Regions from separate parts of the Homo sapiens genome. Here region 2 is linked to region 1. A link is a loop called in an ENCODE intact Hi-C map of the cell type or tissue named here. Cell type or tissue: heart left ventricle. All regions are shown on one strand.

Region 1 (5,000 bases):
GGCAGAGCGCTCTCTGCTGCTCACCCCATGCTCCGCAGGCCTGCAGGAGCGAACACAGAACACCCCAAACGCCCGTGAGAGGGCAGGTCCCGGTCCCAAGTCCTGCACGGAGAAGGGGACAATCACTGCTTTTTATTTGTTTTTTTGTTTTTTTCTTTGAGAGGTAGTCTTGCTCTGACCCCTAGGCTGGAGTGCAGTGGTGCATTCTCGGCTCACTGCAACCTACAGCTCCTGGGTTCAAGCAATTCTCCTGCCTCAGCCTCCCAAATAGCTGGGATTACAGGCGTGTGCCACCACACCCGGCTAATTTTTTGTATTTTTAGTAGAGACGGGGTTTCACCATGTTGGCCAGGCACTGTTTTTTTTTTTTAACTGATACATAGCAGGTGTACATATGTGGGGGGTTCATGTGATCATTTTATTCATATCATTTATAAAGATCAAATCAGTGTAACTGGGATATCCACCACCTTAAATATTTGGACAATGATTTTATTAAAAGCAGCTTTATAGGATTATAATGAATATACAGTTGACCCATGGTAAAGATGGCATTGGATGGCTTTTAGTAAACGTATAATTAAGCAACCATCACCAAAATCCAGTTCTAAGGCAGCCACATCAGTCCAGAAAGCTTCACTGTACCCCTGGCAGTCAATCCCCACCCGCATCCTCAGGGAACCACGGATCTACTTTTTGTCTCTACCGTTTTGCCTCTCCCAGAAATTTCCTATCCATGAAGTCTTGCAGTGTCATCTGGCTTCTTCCATGTCAGGCACTATTTCGGAGGCCATGCCTGCTGTGGCGTGAAGCTGCAGCGCATACTCTCTGACAGCGGGGCAGTGAGTCCCAGGGCGCATGGGCCACACTTGCTCAGGTGGGCACCTGCGGATGGCCATCCAGGCCGTTTGAAGTTTCTATAGTAATTAGGAATAATGCTATGAGGAACATCTGTAGAAAGCCTTTGTGTGAAGGTAGGTTTTTCATTCTCCTAGTTTAATACTTAGGAGGAGAACTGCTGGGTCACATGGTAAGACTCTGTTGAACTCTTTAAGAAGCTGCCAAATAGTTTTCCAAAGTGGCTGCACCATTTTTCACTCCCACCAGCAGGGTAGGAGGCTCCTGGCATCCCCACATTCCCACAGCCACAGAGTCCCCGCCTTCCGCCTTTCTAGGAGACCCCTTTCTCCTGCCTATTTCCCCATTCTGGGTGCTAAAGTCCTAAGGTCAAGCCCACCTGCCACCAACAGGAAGTCATGCTGTGGGGCAGCAGTGGCAGGAGCAGGATGAGGAGTGGGAGCTGAAGGGCGAGACTGGAAGCCAAGCAGAAGCAGGAAGCAAAGTAGGAATCAGAAGTGAAGCAGGAACAGGAAGCAAAGGAGCAGGAAGTAAAGCAGGAGCAGGAAGTGAGGCAGGAACAAGCAGCAGAAGCAGGAACCAAATGAGCAGGAAGTGAGGCAGGAACAGGAAGTAAACCAGAAGCAGGAAGTGAATGAACAGGAAGTGAGGCAGGAGCAGGAAGCAAAGGAGCAGGAAGTAAAGCAGGAAAGGAAAGCAGAGCAGCAAGCACAACAGGAACAGGAAGTAAAGCAGGAGCAGAAACTAAAGGGGGAAAAGGAAGTAAAGCAGGAGCCAGAAAGAGGCAGGAATAGGAAGTAAAGCAGAAGCAGGAAGTGAGGCAGGAACAGAAAGGAAAGCAGGAGCAGGAAATGAGGCAGGAACAGGAAGTAAAGCAGGAACCAGAGGGAAGCAGGGCAACAGGTCCTCCCTTCCACTCATCCTTGCAGCCTCCTCTAGCCTACCAGTGGCCAGTCCAGCAGGCAGACCCTGGCAAGGCAAGAATGAGGCTCCCAAGCACCAGGCCAGCCCCAGAAAATGGGTGCAGCAGGAGCTTGATGTTGAAAGTCAGTGGCTTCCAAGTAGCACATGCATGGAAACTCCAGAACCACCAGAAGGAAAAGCTTCAAGGTCCCCTGCTTCCTGCCCTTGAGAAAGCAGCCTCTGTGTGTGTTGAGTGACAGCTGATGCTCGCCCAGCGCCTGCCGTGTGCCAGGAGCCATCCTAAATACCTCCAGCCTTTTAATTCAGCTATCCCCAACATTGGAACACTATGGGGTGGGTGTCACAGTCACCCCCCTTTCACAGATGAAGAGACTGAGGTATAGAGCTAAACAAGGCTCCGGGTCACTCCAGGGCTGGGACTGTGACGAGGCAAGTGAAGCGCCTGGGGCCGGGAATTTAAGAAGGCACCCTGCTCAGGGGTCTGCCTGCACGTGCACTGCCCCTGGCACCTCACTCCCCTCACCCCAAGCCCAGTGCTAGGCCACACAGCTAGTGAGTGGCAGACACTGTATTTAAATGACAGCAGTCTAGCTGCAGCCTCCCTGCTGAGAACCACTACGTGAAGTGCATCAAATACCTTGAGTTTAAGGAAGTGCAGTATATGGCATAAAAATATACACATGCAAGAGCTCACTAAATGCAGCCAGATTCCATCATCTGAATGTGAGTTACCCATTTCAGTAATAGCCTTGGCCAGCATTTAACCCCAGGACAGCTTCCTTCTGGCACCTAGCCTGCTGCTGGGATGTCTTCCTCCTTTTCACCCCTCAACCCCCCTCATTTATTAGGGAGACTGATTTTAAAAGTTGGCTCAAAGGTAAATTAAAAATCAGACAGCAGGCCAGGCACAGTGTCTCACGCCTGTAATCCCAGCACTTTGGGAGGCCAAGACAGGCGGATCACGAGGTTGGGAGATGGAGACCATCATGGCTAACATGGTGAAACCCTGTCTCTACTAAAAATACAAAAAAAAAATGTTTTAAAAATTAGCCGGATATGGTGGTGGGCGCCTGTAGTCCCAGCTACTCCGGAGGCTGAGGCGGTAAAATGGCGTGAACCCGGGAGGTGGAGCTGGCAGTGAGCCGAGATCGCGCCACGGCACTCCAGCCTGGGCGACAGAGCAAGACTCCATCTCAAAAAAAAAAAAAAAAAAAAAAATCAGACAGTAACTTCAGAAGTTTTGTTTTTAATTGTCCATGCTTTATTTTCCACCAACACCACCATTTCCATGGACAAAGTGGGTTCCAAACTACCGATGTATGAGTCAACATGACCCAAGTAAGATGGAGGACTGTGGTCTCAACACACATGGTCAGGTCAACAGCAAGCCCAGTTTGATTTTTCGACGGAAATGCCAGGTTTTGAAATAATCCTTGCAAAGGCTGGATTTGCTCCTAACAGGCCTTGAATTGGCCTCCAATGATCTACTAACTTGTTATTCACCAGGAATGGCAATTTCTCTCTCCCCAAAATAGTTCATTTGGTCATGAATGAACAGAGACAGGAAAATTGAAGCAAACTAAGGTGAGTTTCATTGGCTAGGACTGTCCAGGGACATTTAACAGACAAGAGCTCAGAAAGCAATAAGCTTTGAGTGAATGGTGCCAATTCCGCCTCAGCAGCCCTGAAGACCTCCTGCTCCCTTCGAATCCCCCAAAAGGGCAATGGTTGTCAAATATTTAAACATATGGACTTGAGTTTTTTGGGGGTTTCTTTTGTCTTTGTTTTTGGTTTTGTTTCTTTGTGTGTTTTTTTTTGGTTGTTTTTGTTTTTGTTTTTGTTTTTGTTTTTGAGATGGAGTCTTGCTCTGTTGCCAGGCTGGAGTGCAGTCACGCGATCTCAGCTCACTGCAACCTCTGCCTTCCGGGTTCAAGCAATTCTCCTGCCTCAGCCTCCTGAGTAGCTGGGACTACAGGCATCCACCACCACGCTCAGCTAATTTTTGTACTTTTAGTAGAGATGGGGTTTCACCATGTTGGTCAGGCTGGTCTCAATCTCTTGACCTTGTGATCCGCCCATCTTGGCCTCCCAAAGTGCTGGGATTACAGGAGTGAGCCACCGCACCCAGCTCTTCTTTGAGTTTTTAAGGCCACATAAGCTGTGGATGTTATAGAATTTCTTATTTCCCTGGGCAGCAACTGGGCCTCTATTGAGACCCAAATGCCCTCTTCAGAGGGAACTACGAGGTCAACAAGCACAATCCCCACATGTGCAGTGAAGTCTCCATACGTCCACTCTGGAGGAGGAGATGACAAGGCAGGGAGGCTGTCATTTCCTACTTGGGCGGACCCTTCTAGGGGCGGTCTGCTCTGGCCCCTCCGCAATTCCAGTCAGCAGCCTAGCATGTCACTCTGGGAGGACCGCAGGAACTAGCAAATCCAATATTCTGCTTACAAATGGAGAGACGGAGGCCCCAAGAAGAAAGCTAAGAGGTACCATCATCAAAGGTAAGGTGATGGGAAGCTGCCCCATGCCTCGGTGTTCCACTATGAGACAGAAGACACAGTGGTTATAACTGCCACTTACCACTGATTGTTAAACTCAACTTCATTTCTTTTTATTTTTTGCCTTTGCCATGATAGATTTTATATCTTATCACCACAACTGTGTGGTGATGTGGTTTGGATGTGTGTCCCCTCCAAATCTCATGTTGAAATGTGGTCCCCAGTGTTGGAGGTGGGGCCTGATGGGAGGTGTTGGATCATGGCAGTGGATTCCTCATGCATGGCTTGGCACTCTCTCCTTGGTGATGAGTTCCTGCTCTGAGATGACAACTCAGATAACTCCATGCTGTGGTGCTAGCACCTGAGAGACCCATGACCGAGAGATCTGCCCCCACATATAAATCCAGAGGGATGGGGCTGGCCTGCTGCTTCTCTTCAAGAACCAGTAGAGGCTGACGCTGCAGAGAGGGCAGCACCCCAGGGTCAAGGAAATCACCAACAGAGGGGACCAGCAGGGGTCACCTAAGACCCCAGAACAAGAGAAACCTTTCTTAATTTGCCACATCCAGTGAGTTCAATAGAAGCCTCCTGTTTCAGCCAGGGGTCCCCAGGGAAGCAGAGTAACAGGACATGCGTGGATATGGAAGTGGACATAAGCACGGGAATGGATGAATATGGATATGGATATTGATATAGAGAGAGGTATGGATATGG
Region 2 (5,000 bases), 360 kb before region 1:
TCTTGTGTTTCTACCTGTCTGGTGAGAAGCAGTACTGACTACCTTTGTCCAGATGATGTTTGTGAGGTTGTTTGTACAGCAGACTGCCCCAGAAGGTAGAGATGGTGTCTCCCTTCAGAGCAGAGGGCAGGCATGCTTACAGGCCAGCGTCATAAAAATAATATCTTGCTTCAGGGCAAAAGTCAGACAAGGTTACTGCCCATTATAAAGGACTCCGGGGTCCCTCAGCCCAGGTTTCCCCTGCTCCAATTCAGCCACCTGTGTGTGTGTGGCATCACTGGTCCCGTTCACTTTGCTCCTTTGGAATTAGAGCTTGGGCAATGGGTACCAGTTATACTCTTTTTGCTTCTGACCACATCTTCTGTCTCTGACTCAAGGATCTCATGTCTTGTTTCCTACCCCTTACTCTGAAGTCATTTGTCATAGACCTTGTTTGGTTTGTTCCCTCTCTTTCTGCTCCTCTTCCCCTCCCTCCCTTTCACCCTTTCTTTTTGTTGTTTTCTTTCTCTCCTCTCAAACAGGTGAGGGCTGTATGCGGCCCACCCATCACTGGGCTAGACGGTGGGCTGGCTTGGCCTGGTCGTTGTCTCTCACCTGCTGGGCAGCTTCTTCTCCAGGACCGGTGCCTGCACAACTTACCTGGTCCCTGTCTCACTGCTTTGAAGCCTCCTGCCTTCCCCACATAGTTCTCTGTGCACTGGCACATATGGAAAATCAGAGTCCCAGCAGGTGCTGTCCCCGGGGCCCTCGCCCTCTTTCCCCTCTTCTGTCGTGTGGATCGCACTCCAGGGCTGTGTCCCTAGAATGGCTGTGGGCGTCTCACTGTTCTCTCCCTGCTTCCTACTAAGTTCCTCAGGAGTTGCTGATTTGGATGAGGGACAACCAGCAGCACATGGGCCTGAGGAAGAGGAAGGGCTGCTGAGCCCCGGCTTCTCGCCAAGGTGAGGCCGCCTGCCTTCTCACCGTCTCCGCTTCGGAAACAATGTCTTCAGGAACAACGCGGGTGAGACAGCGCTGGAAATTCTCGCTGGGGCCGTGCTCTCTCTCCTTTTCCCTCACAGTGTGTGGAGATTACGCCCCAAATCTGACGCAAGTCCAGCCATCTCTACAAGGATTTTATTGGAAAATTAGAGGCAGCTGTTTTGGTGACTGCTCATCAAATGCTATCAGAAGGCAGCATTGTTGTTTAACCCTTTCCTCCCCCGTCCCTTTTCCTCCTACTCTATCCCCAGAGAAGTCTTTTAAGAAGGGACTAGAAAAAAGCTTTATTATTTTCAATTTGTATGGTTACTTACATGTGTCTTCTTCTTCTGGTAACTAAATGGAATAGGGATTGTGAAGTGCGGAATGGTCACGAGGCTGGAGGCAAAGACCCCAGCAGAATGGTAGGGAGGCTGGAGGCAGACACCAGCTGTGGTAGATGAGGCCAAGCCAGCAGAGAGGGTCTGAGTGTCAGAGAAAATGGAGAAGGGCCAGAGAGGGGTGAGGATGCAGACAGGCCACCTGCGACACCCATGGGGGCATGCGTAAGGGGTCCTTGAACCTTAACAGAGATGCTGCTCCTGATAAGGGCCTGTGACCACGAGAGCCTTTCCCCCTAGTCACCGTCCTCACATGCGTGCGTCAGTGACCTGGTGAATATTCAATGTGATGACCCGGTCACTGTCATCACGTGTGTCCATCAGTTACCTGGTGAATACTGAATGTTGTGATGACCCAGTCACCGTCATCACGTGTGTGCGTCAGTTACCTGGTGAATATTGAATGTTGTGATGACCCGGTCACCGTCATCACGTGGATGCATCAGTTACCCAGTGAATATTGAACGTTGTGATGACCCGGTCACCGTCATCACGTGTCCGTCAGTTACCTGGTGAATATTGAATGTTGTGATGACCCGGTCACCGTCATCACGTGGATGCATCAGTTACCCAGTGAATATTGAACGTTGTGATGACCCGGTCACCGTCATCACGTGTCCGTCAGTTACCTGGTGAATATTGAACGTTGTGATGACCCGGTCACCGTCATCATGTGTCCGTCAGTTACCTGGTGAATATTGAATGTTGTGATGACCCGGTCACCGTCATCACATGTGTCCGTCAGTTACCTGGTGAATATTGAATGTTGTGAGGACCCGGTCACCGTCATCACGTGTCTGTCAGTTACCTGGTGAATATTGAATGTTGTGATGACCCGGTCACCGTCATCACGTGTCCGTCAGTTACCTGTTGAATATTGAATATTGTGATGACCCAGTCACCATCATCACGTGTGTCTGTCAGTTACCTGGTGAATATTGAATGTTGTGAGGACCCGGTCACCGTCATCACGTGTCTGTCAGTTACCTGGTGAATATTGAATGTTGTGATGACCCGGTCACCGTCATCACGTGTCTGTCAGTTACCTGGTGAATATTGAATGTTGTGATGACCCGGTCACCGTCATCACGTGTGTCCGTCAGTTACCTGGTGAATATTGAATGTTGTGAGGACCCAGTCACCGTCATCACGTGTGTCCGTCAGTTACCTGGTGAGTATTGAATGTTGTGATGACCCGGTCACCGTCATCACGTGTGTCCGTCAGTTACCTGGTGAGTATTGAATGTTGTGATGACCCGGTCACCGTCATCACGTGTCTGTCAGTTACCTGGTGAGTATTGAATGTTGTGATGACCCAGTCACCGTCATCACGTGTGTGCGTCAGTTACCTGGTGAGTATTGAATGTTGTGATGACCCGGTCACCGTCATCACGTGTGTCCGTCAGTTACCTGGTGCATATTGAATGTTGTGATGACCCAGTCACCGTCATCACGTGTGTCCGTCAGTTACCTGGTGAATATTGAATGTTGTGATGACCCGGTCACCATCATCACGTGTGTCCGTCAGTTACCTGGTGAGTATTGAATGTTGTGATGACCCGGTCACCGTCATCATGTGTGTCTGTCAGTTACCTGGTGAGTATTGAATGTTGTGATGACCCGGTCACCGTCATCACATGTGTGCGTCAGTTACCTGGTGAATATTGAATGTTGTGATGACCCGGTCACCATCATCACGTGTGTCCGTCAGTTACCTGGTGCATATTGAATGTTGTGATGACCCAGTCACCGTCATCACGTGGGTGCGTCAGTTACCTGGTGAATACTGAATGTTGTGATGACCCGGTCACTGTCATCACGTGTCCGTCAGTTACCTGGTGAATACTGAATGTGGTGATGACCCAGTCACCGTCATCACGTGGGTGCATCAGTTCTGGTGAATACTGAATGTTGTGATGACCCAGTCACCATCCTCACGTGTGTGTGTCAGTTACCTGGTGAATGTTGAATCCTGTGATGAATAGCTATGATTTCACTAGACCGGTATTGGATTTTTTTGTGAATTTACCACTTTTCACTATTATAATAATGTGATACATTTCTTAGTTCTTAAATCCTTGCCTAGATATCTCTTTTCAGTTGGATTCCTAGAAATGAGATTCAGTTAAAGGACATAAACACACACGTTCAAGGCTTTAGAAAGTCACTTGGCCAAGTGCGTAAGACACACGATAGAGACTGCAGCCCCCACGGCAGGAGCTCCCATCCTCCCCAATATCAGCGGTTTCATGTTTGGCTTTTGGGTAACTTTGGAGCAGAAAAATTTTGCATTATTAGTTTTTATTTCTTCAGCTAGTGAAGTTGGGCATTTTGTGTTTGCTGTATGTATTTTACGGATTCCTTATTGACGTCTTTGGGGTAAGGTTCTAAAGGTAGAGAAGGCCCCTACCATGCATGTGGGTGGAAAGCCTGTACCTGGGCCTTCTCGGCACTCTCTCTGCATAGCTCCTCCTGCTCCATGGAGTATTTCCACATAGGGTCGGATTTCTTTCGTATTCTTAATTTCACTTTGACACTTGATTCATCCTCTTTTTTAGAGACTTTGGTTATTGTTGTTCTACCATAAGCTCCATATACTGTTTGGTAGTCCCAGGCATCAGTTCTCTGTGATGAGAGGGGCTGCAGGAAGGGGCTGCGCCAGCTGGCAGCACAAGGGCCTGGAGTCCGACTGCAACAGTGAGCTTGCACGCGGAGGTGCACGGAGCCAGCCAGGGGATAGCTAGGTATTTTTTCTTTACCCATATGAAAGAGCACTTCACATAAAACGGTTTTCTTTTCAAAATTAAAAATGTTTAGAAGTATATCTTTTTTCTTTTAATATGAATGAGGCTTTCAATGTAGTTTTCTTTCTTTTCCCAAAAGCTTCCAATATACCTGCAAACAAGCTTTATTTAGCAGAACTTTTCCCAAGAACCCAGTTCGTCACTGCCAGACTGCCTCTACCTCGGGGCCACAGAAAAAAGTACCGTAGAAATTTCTGGAAGGTTGGGGATTTTTGCATTTTTTTTTTTTTTTCTGAGTGCAGCTTTAAATAATTTTCAAGAATAAGAAAATACAGTAAAGCTCACTTGGTGGAACACAGGAGTTTTGTGTTCTAGTTTAAGCAAATAGTTTATTTGAAAAGTGTTAGCGAGAGGATAGAAAAATGTTTATGTGCATGAGAAGTAACTGCAAAACGAAATTTGGCAAAAGTTTCTCATTTTGAATATACATAGGAAAGTCATAACAGAAAATGAAATTAAGAATTTAGGTATAGTTGTTTGTTGTTCAATGAAAATTGTGCCTTTACAGGTCAGGATGAGAATGGGAGGGTCATTCTGAATCGAAAGAATCACTTGTTTTATTTGGCAGGGGAGGGGGAGCAGCAGAGGCAAATGGATGGTAATGTGGGGAGGCGCTCATGGGTCAGGGCTGCAGCCACTTCCTTAGAAGCAGCGGGAGGAAGGGTTGGAGCCATTTAACTGCAAGAGGAAATGGTTTCTGTTCTTTGAGTACTCTGTACAGTTTGGGCTTCCACTTTTAGACTAACCTGTGAAGACAGAAAATTACACTCACACTGGTAATGGAGAGCTTCCTAACTTGTTTGGTACAATTTTCGGTCATAAAACAAAAGCAAAA

What was found. Peaks named below come from ENCODE experiments on the same cell type or tissue, not always from the same donor. Only the 100,000 strongest peaks of a DNase experiment are listed, where the experiment ranks them.
Region 2: it touches region 1 in a loop (9-fold over the local background); 47 of 110 quality-filtered maps call a loop at or near these places.

What each region holds. Positions count from the first base shown.
Region 1 is chr12:130,753,130-130,758,129 of GRCh38, forward strand. LOC105370080 (a long non-coding RNA gene) reads left to right here and starts at 3,838. Exons shown (of 5, transcript XR_002957439.2): 1 at 3,838-4,988. In heart left ventricle, no CTCF peak of the experiment used is centred here; a DNase peak (open chromatin) is centred at 2,255.
Region 2 is chr12:130,390,283-130,395,282 of GRCh38, forward strand. It overlaps a transcript of PIWIL1 not described here. Among named protein-coding and RNA genes, the nearest start is that of PIWIL1, 55 kb to the left of the region's middle. RefSeq lists enhancers at 1,379-1,879, 1,880-2,380, 1,968-3,167. In heart left ventricle, no CTCF peak of the experiment used is centred here; no DNase peak of the experiment used is centred here; H3K27me3 peaks cover 757 bases.